4 separate regions of the Homo sapiens genome follow, and all the other regions are linked to region 2. A link is a loop called in an ENCODE intact Hi-C map of the cell type or tissue named here. Cell type or tissue: heart right ventricle. All regions are shown on one strand. Region 1 overlaps LURAP1L-AS1 (LURAP1L antisense RNA 1). Region 2 overlaps LURAP1L (leucine rich adaptor protein 1 like). Region 3 overlaps LURAP1L-AS1 (LURAP1L antisense RNA 1). Region 4 has its middle 61 kb from the start of LURAP1L-AS1.

The links. A loop is a pair of places that touch in the nucleus more often than their neighbours do. Peaks named below come from ENCODE experiments on the same cell type or tissue, not always from the same donor. Only the 100,000 strongest peaks of a DNase experiment are listed, where the experiment ranks them.
Region 1: a loop joins it to region 2, with 2.8 times the contacts of the local background. A loop is called at or near these places in 23 of 110 quality-filtered maps.
Region 3: a loop joins it to region 2, with 2.4 times the contacts of the local background. A loop is called at or near these places in 24 of 110 quality-filtered maps.
Region 4: a loop joins it to region 2, with 2.4 times the contacts of the local background. A loop is called at or near these places in 25 of 110 quality-filtered maps.

Annotation. Positions count from the first base shown.
Region 1 is chr9:12,732,946-12,737,945 of GRCh38, reverse strand. The region is part of intron 3 of LURAP1L-AS1 (LURAP1L antisense RNA 1); the gene reads left to right. Among named protein-coding and RNA genes, the nearest start is that of LURAP1L, 40 kb to the left of the region's middle. In heart right ventricle, no CTCF peak of the experiment used is centred here; no DNase peak of the experiment used is centred here; H3K27ac peaks cover 864 bases.
Region 2 is chr9:12,817,203-12,822,202 of GRCh38, reverse strand. It overlaps LURAP1L (leucine rich adaptor protein 1 like), which reads right to left. Exons shown (of 2, transcript NM_203403.2): 2 at 1-817. The coding sequence ends at 443. Among named protein-coding and RNA genes, the nearest start is that of LURAP1L-AS1, 5.3 kb to the right of the region's middle. In heart right ventricle, a CTCF peak has its summit at 2,220; no DNase peak of the experiment used is centred here; H3K27ac peaks cover 1,907 bases.
Region 3 is chr9:12,721,172-12,726,171 of GRCh38, reverse strand. All of the region lies in intron 3 of LURAP1L-AS1 (LURAP1L antisense RNA 1), which reads left to right. Among named protein-coding and RNA genes, the nearest start is that of TYRP1, 30 kb to the right of the region's middle. In heart right ventricle, a CTCF peak has its summit at 2,327 (motif pointing left); no DNase peak of the experiment used is centred here.
Region 4 is chr9:12,872,796-12,877,795 of GRCh38, reverse strand. No RefSeq gene overlaps it. Among named protein-coding and RNA genes, the nearest start is that of LURAP1L-AS1, 61 kb to the right of the region's middle. In heart right ventricle, no CTCF peak of the experiment used is centred here; no DNase peak of the experiment used is centred here; H3K27ac peaks cover 943 bases.

The DNA.
Region 1 (5,000 bases), 84 kb after region 2:
CAAACTGATTTGTTTCCTTCAAAATCCAGTCAAGCTCTAAGGCTGAAGATGAGCTCAACTGAAGGGACTTTGTGTCTTTAGACATAAAAGTTTCTGTGAACTTCAAATTACACGTTTTCTGCATTGATACCATTGTGTAATGGCTGCGAGCCTCATTTTGCTAAAGCTAAACAGAGCTAGGCTCCCTGGTGGATAATAGATTGTTGGTCTAACTTTGAGGCTGAGAAACAACTGTGTTATAAGATAGCACGTATTCCTGAAGTCAGTATCCTTACAGACAAAGGACAACTCTCTCTTCTGTAATTTCTCAGTTAATCTCACAGACGCCACACTTTCTGCCCTTGTTACTCCTTGTGAGATGCTATATTTATTGGCTTGTAGTCACTCACAAACTGTGTTTGGATGCAATATATGGGTTCCATGCCTGAAATAAAATTCCATGATGATAGCCTTTTCTTATTCTCAGGGAAATAACATATTAAATGGATAGATTTTCCTTAACTTTGAATTTTTATTCTGTAAGTTTTTTTTGAAAGTTTTTCTGTCTGTCACCACATATCCAGTGGGAGATTACTACTCATTTAGAATAAAGCAATGTGTTTGTTATTTAAACATATATAAATCTTCCGGGGATATTTGCTAAAATATCTATGACTTCTAGGTGCCTTGTCACCCAGATGAGTGAAACCATTAGTGTACTAATCTAAGCTATAATTATAAGGTACCTGAATCATAATTTGATACATGAAAGTATCAGGACTCACCTGAGTGAGGGCATTGCTGAACCAGTCACCAGGTAGGAGCGATTTTTTTTAGATAAGAAAACAGATTTGAGGCTGGGTGCCCTGGTTCAAGTCTGAAATTCCAGCACTTTGGGTGGCCAAAGTGAGGGAATCACTTGAGACCAGGAGTTCAAGACCAGCCTGGACAGCATGGTGAAACCCTTTCTCTACAAAAAAATTCAAAAATTAGCCAGCTGTGGTGGCACCTATAGACTCAGCTATTCTGGAGGCTGAGGCAGGAGGATCGCTAGACCTTGGGATGTCAAGACTTCAGTAAGTTGTGATTGTGCCACTGCACTCCAGCCTAGGTGACAGAGTGAGACCCTGCCTCAAATAAAAAAAAAAAGAAAACAAAACAAAACAGGAAAACAGATGTTAGATGGAGAGTTTTAATGGAAGTTCTACAGGAATCTCCAATTCTTAGTCTTCACCTTGAAAGTGCCACGTTGTCTAGAGGAAAGCTCCTTGGGAGGTAGGTGTATAATTTTATTCTCTTAAAGAGGAGGCTGGGAGATCAGATCAGCTGCTGTAAGTTCTGAGGTTCCAGGGCTGCAGAGAGCTTGTCTCTATACGTGGAGATGCAGCTATGCTGCAGCACGTAAAACATTCAACCTGGGAATGAGACCATCTACCTAAGGCTAATGCAGATCATACTCACATTGGAAAAACAAAATAAGTGAATTTGAATAATGTATTATCTTAGTTTAAAAGAATAAATATAGAAGGGAAAAGTTAATACTTTTCTGAAAGCAATCCATGAATAGTTCACCAAAATAACCTGGTCATGTGGTGTAATTTCTTGTCATTCATTCTTACACTGAAAGATTAAAAAATATAATTTGCTGTAGTTCTTGCAGTCCTTTTAAAACATGATTTTTTAATTAAAAATTTAAACAGTAACAAGGCAGCACAGGAAAACATGTGACTAAATATCAAAAGAGCTGGTGATTAAATGGGCAGGTTTGGGAATATGACCAAGATATTGGGGCAATGAAATTGTAAGTCATCTTAAATTTTCCATCCTTGTTTCATTGTCTTTGTTTCCTTGCCTACAGGTATCACATGTAAAGCTTTTCATACAAGCTTCTGAGTGCAAGCAGATGGAATTGGGAAGGTGGAACAATGGTCTTTGTCTCATGCCCTTATTTACCACTACTAATTGTGCATGTGCTTTTGTGCACAACATTATATCCTGTTGTTCCCCTCCTTCTACGCCAAATGCTGCTGCTTTTTAAATTAAAATTGGTTCTCAATAACCGCATTTAGGAAATCCCCTAGAAGTATTTTTGTACCTTCCTGCATCCTGAATGCAATTTTACCTAGAATATCTTGAGAAAGGAAAAACCCTTAGTATCTCTTATCCTGTCCTGACCCAGATTGGTTTGCTGCTTGTTCCATCTAATAAAATGACCTCATGCAGTCATAACAATGTAAGGCCATGATGAATGTAGCTAGCAACAGACGTTTAACCATTCAACTCTCACAATAACTTTGAGCCTTTCATGTGTACACAGTTAAGTCTATTTGTAAACTGACTAGACATGTCGGTTTTCTTTTCCTGAACATTCAAATGTGTTAAGAACAGATTAGCTGAAGCAATGATATTTTACAGTCAAAATTGCTGCAGTGATACACATGTAAAATTGTTGCCCGAAAGTCTGGGAAAGTAAACCTCATTATGATAGAATAAGTCCACAAAATTTACATTTAGCTTTAGCAGCAGTGTATTGTAAAGTCATGGTGCTGACAGTGGCTGGCTTATTCTCCCCTTAGTCTGTTTGTAACTTTCTGAATGTAAAAAGCATGGAAAGAGGCTGTCACGCAGGGCCACACCTACAGTCATATTTAAGGAGAATTACACATTCATGGGATTCTTATGAAAGGACCAGACATAGGCAGCCATAATGCTACCAAGAGTCTCAAACTCTAGCTTATTGGACTGGAGCTGTAGATCTGATGCAAGAGAAACAAATCCAAAGTAATCTATTGTATGCTGGGCCAATTATTTTCATCTCTTTAGGATTCTGAACTGGAAATAATAAAATGAGCTGGCAGCTTGAGGCAGCACAACACAGAAAGAATGAAAAGAGCAATTCCATGCTGTGGAATCAATTACGTGAGGAATAATGGCAGGCTAAAAGTGTGACATAACACCAACTAAGAGTAAGTGAAAATGATGTGATAGAGAACTATAGGGAGTAGAGGAGAAACAAATATTGAGAAAAAGGATAACTGAACAGAGAAAGGGTAGGAAAAGAGAAATACTGGGAAGCTGGTAATTTCTGAAGTCACTCAGATCATTGATGGCTTGCCTGACTCAGATAAATTCCTATTTGGATTAGTTTCCTGTGGCTGCTATAACAAATTATCCCAAACTTGGTAGCTTAAAACAAGAGAAATTTATTCTCTCACAATTAAGGAGGCCAGCATCAGAAATCAAGCTGTTGACAGGATGTGCTCCCTCTGGAGGTTCTGGGACAGAATTCATTCCATGCCTTTCACCGTGTGGTGGCTGCAGACATCCCTTGGTTTGTGGCCACATCACTCAGATCTTTACCTCTGTGTTCACATTGCCTTCTCCTCTGTATATATGTGTCTAGTCTCCTGCTGCCTTTTGCTTATAAGGACACTTGTAATGTCAGTTAGAGCCTACCCAGAGAATGCAGGATACTCTTCTCATCTCAACGTCCTTGACTTAATTACCTCTGGAAAATCCTTTTACCAAATAAGGTACAATTCACAGATGCCTGGGATTAGGGGGAATATATCTTTGGGAGCCATTGTCAGTCTTCTATACTATTCATGTGACATAGTGCAACAAAGCTCATTTTTCTGAAGGAGACTTGACAGTATCAGGGTAGTTCTTTAGAAGTGAAAATAATAAAAAAGGGAAAGTTAGGTGTCACTTGGTTCTTTGCAAGCTGCACCACCCTCTAATCCTTGCATTTCAAGGTCACAGTGGAGGTCTAATATGGGTGGGGAGAGAAAAACGACCATGCCTTCTCTTGACAAGAAACCATGAAATAGTTCAGAACTTATCTGTGGCAATCTCAATATAGTCCCCAAATATTTATGTTCACAGATATGGCCTCCAGAAAAAAAGGGCCAGAATTCTTTTGTATTAAATTAGTAAAATACCTGCTGTTTTGCCATCATTAATTTATGTATCATTCATTTGATAAATGTTTATTTATTATCTATGGTTTTCCATGTTTCTTTTAAGGTCCTAGGTTGCAAATTTGGAAAACTATGTCCTTTCTTCAAGTAACTCACAGGCTGGTGGGGAAGAAGATACATACAACAGAAATATAGTTTGATTCCTGCTATAAAGGAGGTATACACAATGTGCAGTACGATCATGAGGACAGCAAGAGCTTGATGCTTGGGGGTAGTAAGGAAGTAGAGGCTTGCTTGTTCTGTCAGTTTTGGAGGACGAGGACACAGTGGGTAGAGAAAATTCAAGGAGAACGAGAAATCCCTGCAAGAGAGAGTACCTTCTGCAGTCATCACCTGACGCTTAAATTCCATAGTTATGGAATTTAGGGGACTTAAATTCTATGCAACCTGGTAAATAAGTCAAAAAAAACACTTTGTGGGTTATCAGTTATTTACGCATTTGTAGAAATCACTTTATCAGGTCTTTTCATGAGAACAGGATTTAAGGGGAGCTGGATAGAGAGTAAACGAGGTTACTAGAGGTGAGTGGAAAAGCAAAAATAATATTGTTGTGCATTGACTATGTTCCTGGCCCTCTGATTGGTATTTCATTTTATCTCTATTAATAGCCTTGGGAAACCTGTGAGGTGTGTATTTTTATGTTGTTGCTTCGATTTTATAAATAAAAAAGTGAAATTCAAAATGGGAATTAACTTGTCCAAGGTTATTCAGCCAATAAATGGCCAAGCTGATATTTTAACCTGCTCTGTCAGGGCAAGATTGTTCAGTCTTAGGGAAAAGATTGTGCAAGGGTACAGAGGCATGAAAGAATATGGTATTGTTTAGAGGGATGCTTGAGTAAAAACAGATGCTTGAGAAGTTATAGAAGATGAAACTGAAAAGGTAAACAAAGATCAGCTTAAAGTGACTCTTCATCACTCGAGAATTATGGAGTTGGATCCGGTTTTCCTCAAGTTTCATGATCATTCAATGGGACCTTGCCCCAAACAGGTCAGCATTTAGTCAGTGGGCAAATCTGATTGTTTCTTCTATTTCCCATGG
Region 2 (5,000 bases):
CAAACAGTAATATATCTCAATATCTTCTGGAAGATGAAACCTTAAGTCATTTAAGGACGCAAGCAGCAACATTAACTGTTATCAGACTTTGGTTTATTGTAAAATTTAGCAAAGTTTTTCTTGTAATCCCTGACCCATTGCTCTGAAAACAAAAGCAAAAACATAATTATTGCTTATTCTTTTCCCCCTACTTTGTTTGTGCTACTGTAAAAGAAGGGAGAAAATCATTGTAATAAATAAAAAATAGAGATGTAACAGAGAAAAATAAATCAGCTCAGATGAGAAGTATTAGGAGCAACAGCAATACCATTAAGCAGTTTCAAAATCAGCTTCTTTTAAAAAGGTCATCTTATTAAAATAAAAATCACACCAAAAATATAGCAGCGGAGAAGAAGGATAAATACAAGTTCATTGCACACCAGTCCCATGCAAAAAACTGTCACTAGCCAAAGCAGTAGTATTCAGAATCCAATTTAGGACGCTTGTGTAGTGCCTGTGAGTCCTCTATGAGGGAGCTGTCACTGAATTGGTCCAAGTCTGAAGGGGTCTGATGGCCTGGGACATCATCCGCCAACGTGTCCAGATAACTTCCCACGGAAATGCCATCCAGCCCATCACTGCCATCGTGTAGGCTGTTGTAGCTGCCACGTAAGGAGGTGCTCTGACTCTCCAACAAACTGCACAGGCTGCCACTGAGGCTGCTGCCTCTGCTGGTAATGGTGGCTTTTTCTTCGATCATCCACTTGATGGACTCGATGCTCTCATTGATTACAAGCAACTGGCGCATGAGCCTGACGTCTGTGGCTCTGAGGTTAACCTATGGACAAAGAGAGAAGAAAGATATTCCAGCCATTTTACACTCTCGAAAGGCCTCAAATTCATCTGGGGACTGTCTGCTGCAGTTCAGAATTTTAAATTCACAGAATAAAATATAAGTGGACTGGTTGTCAGGAACTTTTTGATAATTGCTGACTGATGGTAGGAGTTATAATAAAAAAAACTCACTTCCTGCCAGATGCATCAGGCTCCAAAAGGCACAATAAAACCCCTGCTGCATCCCTGACCCTAACCAAGTGGCCTGAACATATCATACTGAATGGCAGGTTCTCTACTACAAAATTTATTTTCTCTTTGGCCAGATTAAGTTTATTAATGTTTACGTTGGCGTATATACGTGGGTCCTGAGTCGTGGGGAGAAAAGGAAGGTGAACAAATTAAGGAGTCATCCTCAGCATCGTAGAAGCCTCTAAAAGCCTCTGATTATGGAGTGATAATGTGCCAAGCACCATCATAAAAGTTCAGCATTCATTAGCAAAATCTAATAACACTGTATGACAGGTATTATTATTTTTGTCTTCATTTTACACATGAAGAAAGATAAATCTATAGAAAAGAGTTAAGAGTACAAAAAAGACCTGTATTCTTTATGACTATATCAACATAGACAGTGCTGAATAATGCTTTTGCTTTTAAGAACCAAATTGCTCTAATATTCCCTGAATCCAAAGGATGGGTGATACACTAGGCTGATCCAATTTATGAGACGAAGTGTACAAATATTTCTGTATATCTGACTATTTGTTTCAGATATATCAGGGGCACCCCAATCAAAAGTGGGATACCAGATGTTGGGAAGGTCTGAGAATTCCCTTATGTGCCTTCTAGGTGTGTGGTCCTTTTTTTTTTTTGGGGGGGGGGGGGGGACGGAGTCTCGATCTGTCGTCCAGGCTGGAGTGCAGTGGCGGAATCTCGGCTCACTGCAAGCTCCGCCTCCTGAGTTCACGCCATTCTCCTGCCTCAGCCTCCCGAGTAGCTGGGACTACAGGCCCCCGCCACCACGCCCGGCTAATTTTTGTATTTTTAGTAGAGACGGAGTTTCACCATGTTGGCCAGGATGGTCTCAAACTCTTGACCGCGTGATCCGCCCGCCTCGGCCTCCCAAAGTGCTGGGATTACAGGCGTGAGCCACTGCTCCCGGCAGGTGTGTGGTCCTTCTGATAGCTCTAAGTTACTTCAGGGATATCTATCTCCACAGCCACAAAGCAGGGTCTCTTTGCAGGTCCCACAGTTTACTGTAAACATTTGCTAATATCAAGAGGTGGTGTTTGGGGAGGTGGTGCTGTAAGAACTCCCATGATTGTTCTGTTGGAACAGAAGAGATATGGCTCGAGTACAGAGCCTGGCAGGACCATGTTTGGCCACTAGAGGTCCTAGTCACATTCTCTATGGTTTGTTTGCTTGTTTGTTTTTTGAGACAGTCTCACTCTATTGCCCAGGCGGGAGTGCAGTGGCTCAATCTTGGCTCACTGCAACCTCCGCCTCCTGGGTTCAAATTATTCTCCTGCCTCAGCCTCCTGAGTAGCTGGGATTACAGGCACGCAACACCATGTCCAGCTAATTTTTAGTATTTTTAGTGGAGACAGGGTTTCACCATGCTGGCCAGGCTGGTCTTGAACTCCTGACCTCGTGATCTGCCCTCCTCAGCCTCCCAAAGTGCTGAGATTACAAGCGTGAGTCACCATGTCCGGCCTTCTCTATGGTTTAAAAACCGATTTCTGTCCCTCCAGTTGGGTTACTAACCCAAAAGTCTGGGTCATGCTAATTCTTTCTTTAGGATCCAGAGCTAATTCAGATTTATGTCAGTTTCTGGAATTATCAGACATTCATTCTTGGATGACTCAAACTGTAAGGAAGAAAAGAGCGAATTGTCCTCAAAAGTATTCATTTGTATTGTAAAAATATTTCTGTATGAGGAGTTAATCCATAACTGAAGAGGAACTTTGGATTGAGGGAACATGATGAATAAACATTAGGAGAGATGGAATTTCCATTAATAACTGCAAGAGATGCAAGATTGTACAGGTTTCAAAAGAATAAAAATATATCTATGAATACAAAAAACATAAAGTACAATTTAAAATCCATTAATTTTGCTGGAATACTGAAGTGACTTGAGTCACTTCATCTTCTCTGAACAAAGCACTAAAAATAAATTGCACAGGAAGTAACAAAGAAAATTACTTTTCACTGAGACGTTCATGAACAGAAGGATGTGAACTTAGCCTTGAGAAGCCCCTCTATTTGTTGGGGTGTCTCAATAACCTTGCAATGACTTTATGTTGAGGAAGGAGGTTTCTGACAGTCTTTATGTTTAAATTCCTCCGCACACCCTATGAGCCAGGAAGACAATGGTCAAGTTACAAGTAATATAACAAACATTTATAAATCACCAACAATTTGCCTAGGTCCACTGAGCAGCCCAGAAAAATCAATATGAGTCAAACTTTTGCAAAATCATTCAGCAGGCATCTGTAGCTGATAAAACATGCTGGCCCCTTATAAGCCATGGCAGAATATCAATCTGACCATTTCCCAATAGCCACCCAAATAAATCACGGCTGCATTTATTCACATCTCCACCCTCTCCCATGAAAATGTTCCAGCCCATTCCCAGCTCTGGGCATGCTCCTCTGTCATTCCCCATTCTTGAAAAACTTCACTCTCTTCCTCTCCAAATACTCCCCATTCTTCAAGTCATACTTCTCTCGTCAAGCACTACTTGAGGGCTCCAGCCTCCTCTGCTGGCCTGCTTCACCACTACCGTCCTGTTAGCTTATCTCCTAACATAGCTTAACTTTGTACTGTCATATACTGCCAATGATTGTCTTTTAGCAATTTCAACTAGGCTGTGAGCTCCTTAAAGAAAGAAGCCATGTCTCACATTTCTTCCTTATCTTAAGGTCTGTACTAAGCATTGCTTGATTTTTGGAAATAGTCATAATTGGTTGATTTTTGGAAATAGCCATAATTTTAGGAACTGTGAAAGTTTAGCTCTTAAGACAGTAGTAATACACGTTCCTAACAACTATGCCACCAGGGGTTAAAACATACTTAGAATACATTTTTTGTCAGCAATTTTTCTCTGACTTACACAGTGGCTGCATCAAGTACAAGTTTTTCAGTTTTATTAAGCAGTAAGAAGAAAAGAGGAGTGGACTATGAAGTAACAAAAGCTTCCTTTGACCATGAAATGACTTATTTAAATAAGAAAATCTTTTTTTTTTTTTTTTTTAGTGGAAGCAAAACATTCACAGGCCATTGAACTACTGTTGGGGAAAAAAACGACACAAGCAAGTCAGTTAGAACGTGTTGATCTGGTTGATAATGATTATAGATTCAACTATGTCTAACCCTGTGTCCTCCCGGGAGAGAGTAAACAGCTTCCCACCGTGGGAGCGCTGGGCACGTCAGTTCACACGCTGGCAGGTCCATTACCAGGAGCTCCAGGCACAGAGAGTCCTGGGCTGGCCCAGCTGCTGCACTCTGCTTTCTCCAAGCACCAAGGTGCAGTTATGCTACCGATGACCCTTGAAAGTATGAGCAATTCACCAAACAACTAAATCACAATGACTCTTCTGTCTCTAGTAGCTGCCCCGCCTTTCCTCACTGTTATTCATTTCAGTCTTAATGAAGTCTAGCCATCAATTAAAAATAGAGTAGCCTTGCCCTTGCAGCATGAAACTGTGTGGTTCCTTCTGTTGGAGTCTTATAAGGTCCCTCAACTTGACTCTGAGGATACTGAGAGTTGAGATCTCCTAAAGGTCTGAGTTTAAATGTCACCTCCTAGGAGAAACTGATTCCTGATCAATCATAATATGCAATACCCATGCCTTGATTAATATTACATTTCCATGTATATTTCCTTCATCATATTTATGACTAGTTGAAATCATAATCTTTCTAATGGATTTACTTATTATTTTCTCTTCCCCCCATGAGCATGGAAGCACCACAGAGTGCTTGGGTCTTGATCTTTCCTGGTCACCACTCTATGCCAAAACCTGGAAGAGTATCTCACACAAGTAGGTGCTGAATTAGTACCTGTCCAACATCTGAATAAGAAACTTTGCTTCAGATTGGATTGTCTGTTGGAATCTCGGGTTTTGCTGTGGGTCAGTAATATGTGACTTGAGAGGGAAAAAAAAAGTAGCTTCGGGAAA
Region 3 (5,000 bases), 96 kb after region 2:
CTGGAAGTTCTTTAGGGCAATAACACATATGGAGCTGTTAGTCACCTCCTATGATAACACTGCCTTCTTCTGAGGCTGTTTTGCTGTTAACCTTTTTTTTATATAAGTAGGAGTACCTTCCAAAATAATGACAAAAAGTATAGTATAATCAATACATAAACCAATAACATAGTTGTTTATTATCGTCAAGTATTATATACTGTATATAATTATATGTGCTATATTTTTATATGGCTGGCAGCACAGTAGATTTGTTTACACAAGTATCACCACAAACACGTGAATAATGTGTTGTACTAAGACCTTAAGAGGTCTATGATGTCACTAGGCCATAGGAATTTTTCAGTTCTATTATAATCATGTGGGGCCATCATGGTATATGCCATCTGTCATTGACCAAAACGTTCTTATGTGGTGCATGACTTTATATAATTTGGGCATACATATTTCCCTCTGAATAAAATCTCTGCTACTTGATGTTACTTGGCCTCTCTGAGCTCCATTTTATCTATAACATTAGAATAAATGTACTTAGAAATGAACTTCAGCATGATTGAGAGGTATATATAAAATGATGGAGGCCGGGCGCGGTGGCTCACGCCTGTAATCCCAGCACTTTGGGAGGCCAAGGCGGGCGGGTCACGAGATCAAGAGATCGAGACCACGGTGAAACCCCGTCTCTACTAAAAATACAACAAATTAGCCGGGCATGGTGGTGGGCGCCTGTAGTCCCAGCTACTGGGGAGGCTGAGGCAGGAGAACGGCGTGAACCCGGGAGGCGGAGCTTGCAGTGAGCCGAGATCGCGCCACTGCACTCCAGCCTGGGTGACAGAGCGAGACTCCATCTCAAAAAAAAAAAAAAAAGATGGACTTAGTGTACCCCCAAACCCCTATCCATCCCCCTCAAGGTTTTTGGAGGTTTTATACTTCCTCCACCCTCCTCTTTTCAAAATCTGTTTAAGGGGACGGATTCTAGTAAGATCACTCATACTTAGATGCAAATAAGACTTCAAGAGTCACCTGCCTAAGCATGTGTTTACCAGGTGTCAAAGGTTTTAAATCAAAAGAATGAATCTTTAACTGTGGAATTTTAGGAATTAATTACTTATTGGGGGAGATATTTATTTGTTCAGATATTCAATTCCCTATGCTTTTGTGTTCCAACCATAGAAGTGGTAAGCAGTCTGCTAGCTAGACTAGCCAGCAACCAACTGGACAAGGTGAATACTAAGGAATATTAAAAAGGGATACTTTTCTACGTAGTCATGTTTTTATTTAAATACACACACACACACACGCACACACACATACACACCACACACACACGCAGGTTTCTTGTTTCATCTATGGCTACCTAATATGGATTGCTAGAGGTTTATTTTATAGCTGAGAAAAATGAGGCTTAGGTGACATACATCAAAACGTGGGGGAAACAGATCCAAACCCAAGTAGTCTATTGAAGTAAAAAAAAAAGCAGCTTAAAATATTTAAACTTTAAGACCAGATGAAATTCCCATTTCTTGACCCCTCCTACTGTCTCTAATAGTTATTATTGTCACCAGATTCTCAGTTTCTTCTTTGTGCTGGATACTTTAAATGTATTATAAATTGCATAATGTCCAATCCTTCACAACATAGTTTAAAGACAAGCATTATTATCAAGTTTTCATACTGTAGGCAGTGAATGTCAGAGGGTTCATATTGTACTGGGCAAGAACTCCTTGCTCATAAACCCCCCAAATTTTTCCATCCTCCTGTCTCACTAGTTGGGAATATACTTGAATTATCCCAACGATCAGAATTCACATTTTTCTTTAATTAAAAATTTTTAGAGACAGCATCTCACTCTGACCCAGGCTGTTCTTCCTACCTCAGCCTTTCAAGAGCTGGGACTACTACTACCGCCACGCCCAACTAATACCAAGAATTGAAGTTCAGTGTCACATCTACTTTTGAAAATCTTTGGGTGATAACACTATGGATGAAAAGGGTACAAGGTCCCTTTTATTTAGGAAGATCTACTCTAACCACTGCCCACTAATTTAATATTTTTTCAACTATGTTTTTGTAAAGATTGTAAAGGAAATATCAACTTGTCCGCTGACAGTTTGCACTAGTATAAATGGGTAGCTGGGAGAACAGCTTCACTCTACACAGGCACATACACGTGACTGGAGTTCAATATATTATTATATATATATTCGATATATATATATTCTAAAATAATGACATACCTATATATCTATACTGAACACCATCCTTGCATTAAGTTCCTATTTTTGTGATTTGCTCTCTATTGAGAATAAAATATTGCCACCTTGTGGAAGTTAGAAGTTGTGAAATCAGTGCCTTCCAAGTTCACTCAGTTTTGTTCAATTTGATAAATATCAATTTGCTTCCATCCTGTCTTAGATCATCTGCAGGGTATCTGGTCACAAAAATAAGTAAGACATGGTTTCTGCCCACCAAGAACACAATATCACAAGCATGAAGGTGTGGAAACTGTCAAGGATACGCCTTGGACAAATTGCATTGCAAAGGACTGCACCCAGCAAGGTCATGAGGGAAGTTTATGTGGAGTGAATGACTCTTGCCTGGTGGACTACTGAGAAGTAGTTAGGTGGATAAACAGTAGACTAGCGGGAACAGCATGAACAATAGCCTGGAAGTATGAAGACGTATGGGTCTTTCAGAGAAGCAAACATTTCATAGGCTTAGAACTTAAAATTTGGGAAGAGGAAGAGACAGAAGATGAGCTTGCCAAATTATCACAGACTGGTCCCAGAAGGCATAAAATACCATGTTGAGATTGTCCTTTACTCTGTTAAGTGAGGCAGGGAGATAGTTAAGATTTAGTAAATCAAGCCTTGGAAGAGAGGAGCATTGTTTGGAGGCAGTGAGAAAACTATGGTGGATCAGGCTTCAGTTCTATCAGTGAAGGAGAGGCAGGACAGAGGAAGTTACAGAAAGGCCGTGTGGTATTGGACTCACATTCAGAGACTCTCAAATATAGACATCTAATATTATCTTCAAGTGAAAGTATGCATTCAATCTCAGACAAACACTGACAGTTTTGAAAGAACATATTATCAAACAATTTTAAACTTGTATTTCAATATTAGTCATATTTCCCGTAACGCAGTCTGAATTTTTTATAAGCCCTATAATTTTCTCATGAATAGCACCATTTTACTTGCATTGAAACCATTAGTTCATTCAGTTTAGTATTTAATATATATACAGTGATAACTAACTTAGCATTTTTTTTCAGTATGTTAACATACTGAAAGTTTCAGGAAATGAAAATGTTGTAGGCCTTTTTAAAGGGTTGCAGAGGTCTAGCTAGGCAGTGGTGAAAAATTCGAGAGAGAAGAGACTTGAAAAATATTTGTTGAAGATTCATGAGCAGACATGTTGTATATTCATTATAAAGGTGGGGTGGCCAACTGGCAGATTAAAGAGAAAGGAGGAATCCAAATTGACTGCCTGGTTTCTCCTGAAGTGTCTCATAGATGGTAGCACTTTTAGCTGAGGAGGGATGAGGCATGTTTTATAGGGAAAAGAAATAGTTTCATTTTGGGTATTTGGAATTTGAAAGTCTCGAGAGCTAGTCAAATGGATTTCTCTAGCCAGCAATTAAATATGTGAAATTGAAGCTCATGGCAGTGTCTAAGGCTAAATATAGAGATTCAGGAATTATTAGCCTAGGGAAGGTAATTAAAAGTATGAAAATGGTTGAGATCACTTAAGGAGAGCTTATAGCCTGCAAAGAGCAATAAACTCGGGATGCTCCCTTGGGACTCTTCTTAAATCTGAAAGATGTTTTCACACGGGCAGGTGAGTCAACCTTTCTTGTGCAAGCTGTGACTACTAAAGCCATCTTAATTACATGAACATGTAAAGAAAAGGAAAGCAAACCAATAAACAAACTAGGTTTAGAGGAGGAATTTGAAATTCTCTGCTAATTGGTGAAACCAAAATGTCTATCATAGAAGTATTCTAAGTAGAAATATAGCATAAAAAGATTCCATGTAAAGAGGAGGAAAAATAATTGGAGAGCAGGAAATTTGGGGGAAGATTTATGAGGTAAAAGCAGAATTCTTCAGTCAGTTTTACAGTCTTGATTCAGTGTCTTCTATCATTGCCAGAAAACTGTCTAAGAATAAACTTTTCACAGCAGTTTAATGAAGAAAAATGAAGAATTTGGAACTGGCCTCATTTTTATCTATTGGTAATAACTGAGCCAATTTCTCAAAATGGGCACACAAAGAGAGTATTTATGGTAAGCTCAAAAATGACCCCCGAAGATGTTCAGGTCCTAATACCTGGAACCTGTGAATGTTACCTTATGTGATAAAGTGGACCTCGAAGATGTGATTAAATTAGGGACTTTCAAAGGAAGAGATTATCCTGGATTATTTGGTGGGTGGGTCCTAAATGCAATCACAAATTTTCGCATAAAGTAAAGATGGAGGGAGATTTGACAGAGGCAAAGAAGGCCATGTGACATAAGGACATGTAAGCAGAGTCAGAGAAGATATGATCCTACTGGCTTTGGAGATAGAGAAAGGGCCATGAACCAAGGAATGCAAGGTATGACACTTTCTGTAGAAGCTAGAAAAGGCAAAGAAAAAGACCTCCCGAGACAGTACAGGCCTGACCATGCATGGGTGTCAGCCCGGTGACTTTGTAAAAACAGCTTTCAGAAGTGAAAAAAATAAATTTGTCTTGTTTTAGGCCACTAGGTTTGTTGTAATTTGTTACAGTAGCAAATATAAAACTAAAACAGTACTTTGAACTTATAAAATAATTTCACTAGAGATCTTCAAAGATATTCTTAAAAAAAATTTACTTAAGCAGAATTAAAATTATTTAATGTTTTGACAAAGTACAAAATAAAGTCTCAAAAAAAGTTGACACTGTCCCAACCTTATTCTCTGGAGAACACTGATAGATGAAATTTAATCTTGAACTATGAGAGTGACATGATCAGTTAGGTT
Region 4 (5,000 bases), 56 kb before region 2:
ATAATACTTAGCTTAAAACACAACACATTCTACAGTTGTACAAAAATATTTTCTTTCATTATATCCTTATTCTACAAGATTTTTCTATTTTTTACGTTTTTATTTCTTTTTAGTTTTTAGGCTTTTTAATTGAAAACTAAGACACAAACACACACATTAGCCTAAGCACACAGGGTCGGGATCATCAGTATCACTGTCTTCTACCTCCACATCTTGTCCCACTGGAAGGTTTTCAGGGGCAATAACATGCATGGGGCTGTCATCTACTATGATAACAGTATCTTCCTCTAGAATACCTCCTGAAGGACCTGCCTGAGGCTGTTTTTGACTTAAAAAAATAAGCAGAAGGAGTACACTCCAAAATAACAATAAAAAGTATAGCAAATACATAAACCAGTAATATAGTCACTTATTGTCATTATCAAGTATTATGTACCGTACATGATTATATGTGCTATACTTTTATACAATTAGCAGTACAGTAGGTTTGTTTACACTGGCATTATCAGCACAAACATCTAAGTAATGTCTTGCTCTATGACACTATGATGGCTGTGACTTCACTAGAAGATAGTAATTTTTAGCTCTACTATAATCTTTTGGTACTACCATCCCATATGTTGTCTGTCATTATGCAGCACATAGCTGTATATACTATTAGCAGGATTTGTTGCTGTGGTAGTGGTGGTTATTGTTAGTCTTGGATTTAGTCGGGATTAGAAAGGAAATGGGAGTAGCTCTGACATGAGTCTTTGTGCATCTGTTTCCCCTAAATTGCTTAATTGGACCTTAAACTCCTTCAGAATCTGAATACCGCATGTTCTCTGATACTTTCCTGCTTATATTCTATACTCCACATCTTTTGAAGTTTTTACAAATTCCCTAATTAGCCAGGGTTTTTCATGTTTTCTCATCTTTGTACACATTGTTCCTTCTGTCCAGAAGGCCCTTCTCTAACCCCATGAGTATATATAGTTTATTAAAAATTCATTTTAGATATAAAGCTTTAGGCAACCTCCTAAGGTATTGATAGTTTTAGTTCCTCTAATCTTGCTGTAACTATGAATATTTATATTGACTTCTTTTTGCACTTACTTCATTTTATATGTCTGGCTACTCATTAGACTGTGAGCCTGTCTTCATTTTCATGGTGCCAAGTAGTTCCTCAACATGTCTGACGTATGTATGAATGAAGACCAACAACTTTCATTAAGTTTTTCCCAACTATTTTTTATCAGTAATCATGCTATCTTCCTTGAATTCCTAGTGAACAGCTTTCCATAGTTGCACAAATCAGTCTTTTAAGCAAATACCACAAATTAGGTAATCTGTAACATTTGGAAAGTCTTAATAGAGTTGTTCTTTACTAATGCATAAATGAATTTATTCAACAAGTATTCATTGAGTGTCTTCTGTGCTCAAAGCACTATACTAGGTAACATAGGAGATAGAGATACAATATACTCAGAGTACTCAATCAACAATTATAAAGTAAAGTAAGGCAAAACCGTAATGAGACACTGGAAAGAAAGAGATACTGTCTTAGAAACTAACAGTGGAAAAGAGAGCACCATTAATCTTTTTTAAAAACTATTATGGTAAAAAAAATAACATGAAATTTACCCTTTTAACAAGTGTTAAGTGCACAGTACAGTGTTGTTAACTACAGGTACAGTGTGGTACAGGGGATCTCTAGAACTTCATCTTGCATGATTGAAATTTTAATGCCCACTGAAAAGCAACTCCTCATTTCCCACTTGCTTCAGCCCTCGGCAATCACCATTCCACTCTCTGATATGATGAATTTGACTGTTTTGGGTACCTCATATAAGTAGAATAATTCAGTATTAGTTCTTTCATGACTGGCTTATTTCACTTAGCATAATGTCTTCCAGGTTCATTCATGATGCAGCATAGAACAGAATTTTCCTTTTAAAGGCTTAATAATATTCCATGGTACATATATACATCACATTTTGTTTAATCCATTCATGCATCAGTGAACAGTTGGGTTGCTTCCACATTTTGGCCATTGTGAATAATGCTGCAATGAATATGAGTGTCAAATATCTCTTTAAGATACTATTTTTAATTATTTTGGATAAATATCCAGAAGTGGGATTTCTAGATCATATGGTAGTTACATTTAATTTTTTGAGGAAGCTTTCTATTGTTTTCCACAACAGCTGCACTGTTGCACATTTCCACCAACAGCATCCAAGGGTTTCAATTTTTCCAAGGCAGCAAAAATTTGTTCTTTTCCTTTTTCTTTTTGTAATGGCCATCCTAAAAAGTGTGAGGTGATGTCTTATTGTGGTTTTGATTTGCATTTCCCTGATGATTAAGATATTAGGCATTTTTTCACATAGCTGTTGGCCATTTATGTGCTCTCTTTGTAGAAATATCTTTTCAGTTCCTTCATCCATTTTAAATCAGATGATTCACCTCTTTGCTATTGAATTATAAGCAGTTATTTATATATTTTGGATCTTAAGTCCTTATCAGATATATAGTTTGCAAATATTCTCCTGTTCTGTAAGTTGCCTTTTCAACTGTTGATTGTTTCCTTTCCTGTGCAAAGGCTTTTAGTTTGTTGTAGTCCCACTATCCTATTTTTGCTTTTGTTGTCAGTGCTTTTGGTTTTGTACCCATGAAAGCATTGCCAAGACCAATGTAATGAAGGTTCCTCTCTGTTTTCTTCTATGAGTTTCATAGTTTCAGGTCTTATGTTTAAATATTTAGTCCATTTTGAGTTTATTTTTCTGTGTGGTAAAATATAAAGTTCTAATATTATTTGTTTGCAGGTAGATTCTAGTGCACAATCCTCACAGAGGTTAGAGTGAACCAACATCACACCACTGTATTCCGGCCTGGGTGACAGAGTGAGACCCTGCCTCAAAAAACAAAACAACCCCCTCCAAAAAAATCCCCCAAACAAACAAAGCTACAGTTGTTATTGATAGGGAAGGACTTATTATTGGCATTTTGTTGCATGTTAGAACGTTCCTTTCTTTTTTTTTTTTTTGGTTATGTTTTCCAAGAAGACAGCTGGGATAATTTTGCCTTTTGCATTTGGATGTCTAATTTCCTGGACGCCATTTGTTGAGGAGACTATACATTCCCCATTGTGCATTCTATGCACCCTTTTAGAAGATCAGTTGTCCTTTCATGTGTGGGCTTGTTTCTGGACTCGCTGTTGTGTTCCATTGGTGTGTACATCTGTCTTTATGCCAGTACCATCATGTATTAATTACTGTAGTTTTGGAAAGTGTTTTGAAATTAGAAAGTATGAGGCCCTCCAGCTGTATTCTTCTTTCTCAAGATTGTTTTGGTTATTCAGAGTTTTTTTCTTTTCTTTTTTTTTTATTTTTTAAAACAATTTTTTAAATATTTTATTGTAAGTTCTGGGATACATGTGCAGAATGTGCAGGTTTGTTACATAGGTAAATGTTTGTCACAGTGGTTTGCTGCACCTATCAACCCATCACCTAGGTATTAAGCCCAGCATACATTAGTTATTTTTCCTGATGCTCTCTCTCCCCCTGCATCCCCCACCACAAGGCCCCAGTATGTGTTCTTCCCCTCCCTGTGTCCACATGTTCTCATTAATCAGCTCCCACTTATAAGTGAGAACATGCGGTGCTTGGTTTTCTGTTCCTGCATTAGTTTGCTGAGGATAATGGCTTCCACCTCTATCTATGTCCATGCAAAGGACACGATCTCATTCATTTTTACGGCTGCATAGCATTCTATGGTGTATATGTACCACATTTTCTTTATCCAGTCTATCATTGATAGGCATTTGGGTTGATTCCATGTCTTTGCTATTATGAATAATGCTGCAGTGAACATACATGTGCGTGTATCTTTGTAACAGAATGATTTATATCCCTGACTGTACTAAAAATACCAAAAAAAAAAAAAAAATGGTGGTACATGCCTGTGGTCCCGGCTACTCAAGAGGCTGAGGTGGGAGGATAGCTTGAGCCTGGGAGGTGGAGGTTGCAGTGAACCAACATCACACCACTGTATTTCCAGCCTGGGTGACAGAGCGAGACTGCCTCAAAAAACAAACAACCCCCTCAAGAAAACCCCCAAAACAAACAAAAATACAGTAGTTATTGATAGGGAAGGACTTATTATTGCCATTTTGTTAATTTTTTCCTGTCAGCCTGTAGTTCTTTTGACCCTCTTTTATTTTCTTGCTGTCTTCCTTTGTGCTTAATTGATCATTATTTTATTTTTTGTAGAGACCAGCGCTTACCACGTTGTCCAGGCAGGTCTCAAACTCCTGGGCTCAGGCGATCCTCCCACCTCAACCTTCCAAAATGGCAGGATAACAAGTGTGAACCACTGCATCCAGCCTATTTTCTTTTGTAGTGGCATGCTATGATTCCTTTCTCATTTTCTTTTTTACATCTTCTAGAGGTATTTTCTTTGTAGTTACCATGGGGCTTACATAAAGCACCTTACAGTTATAACAATGTATTTTAAGCTGATAATGTAACTTTAATTACATATAAAATCTCTACACTTTTACTTCTGTCCTCCCCCCACACTTTATGTGTTTGCCATCACAAATTGCACCTTTTTGTATTGTGTACCATTAACATATGCTTATAGTTATAGTTATTTTTTAACTTTTGTGTTGGACTTCTATACCAGAATTAAACATGGTTTATGCATCACAATTATAGTATTAGAGTATCCTATATCATCTACATATTAATATTTATCTTTACACATGAATATAATTTTGTATTCTTTTCAATTAGAAACTTTCTTTCTGGCCTCATTTAACCAGTCTACTGATTCCCCACAATTACTTTGCATACATTTCTAAAATAAATGAAAGTCTGTTCAACTCCATTTCAATACCACTGAAAGACAATCAGTTCACAATCAAGAGGTAAACTCATCTTAACAGTAAAGGGCTCGTGGCTCTTTGTTTTGTACTAAAGGCCTTATTTTCATCATCGATGAGAACAATGGGCATTTTT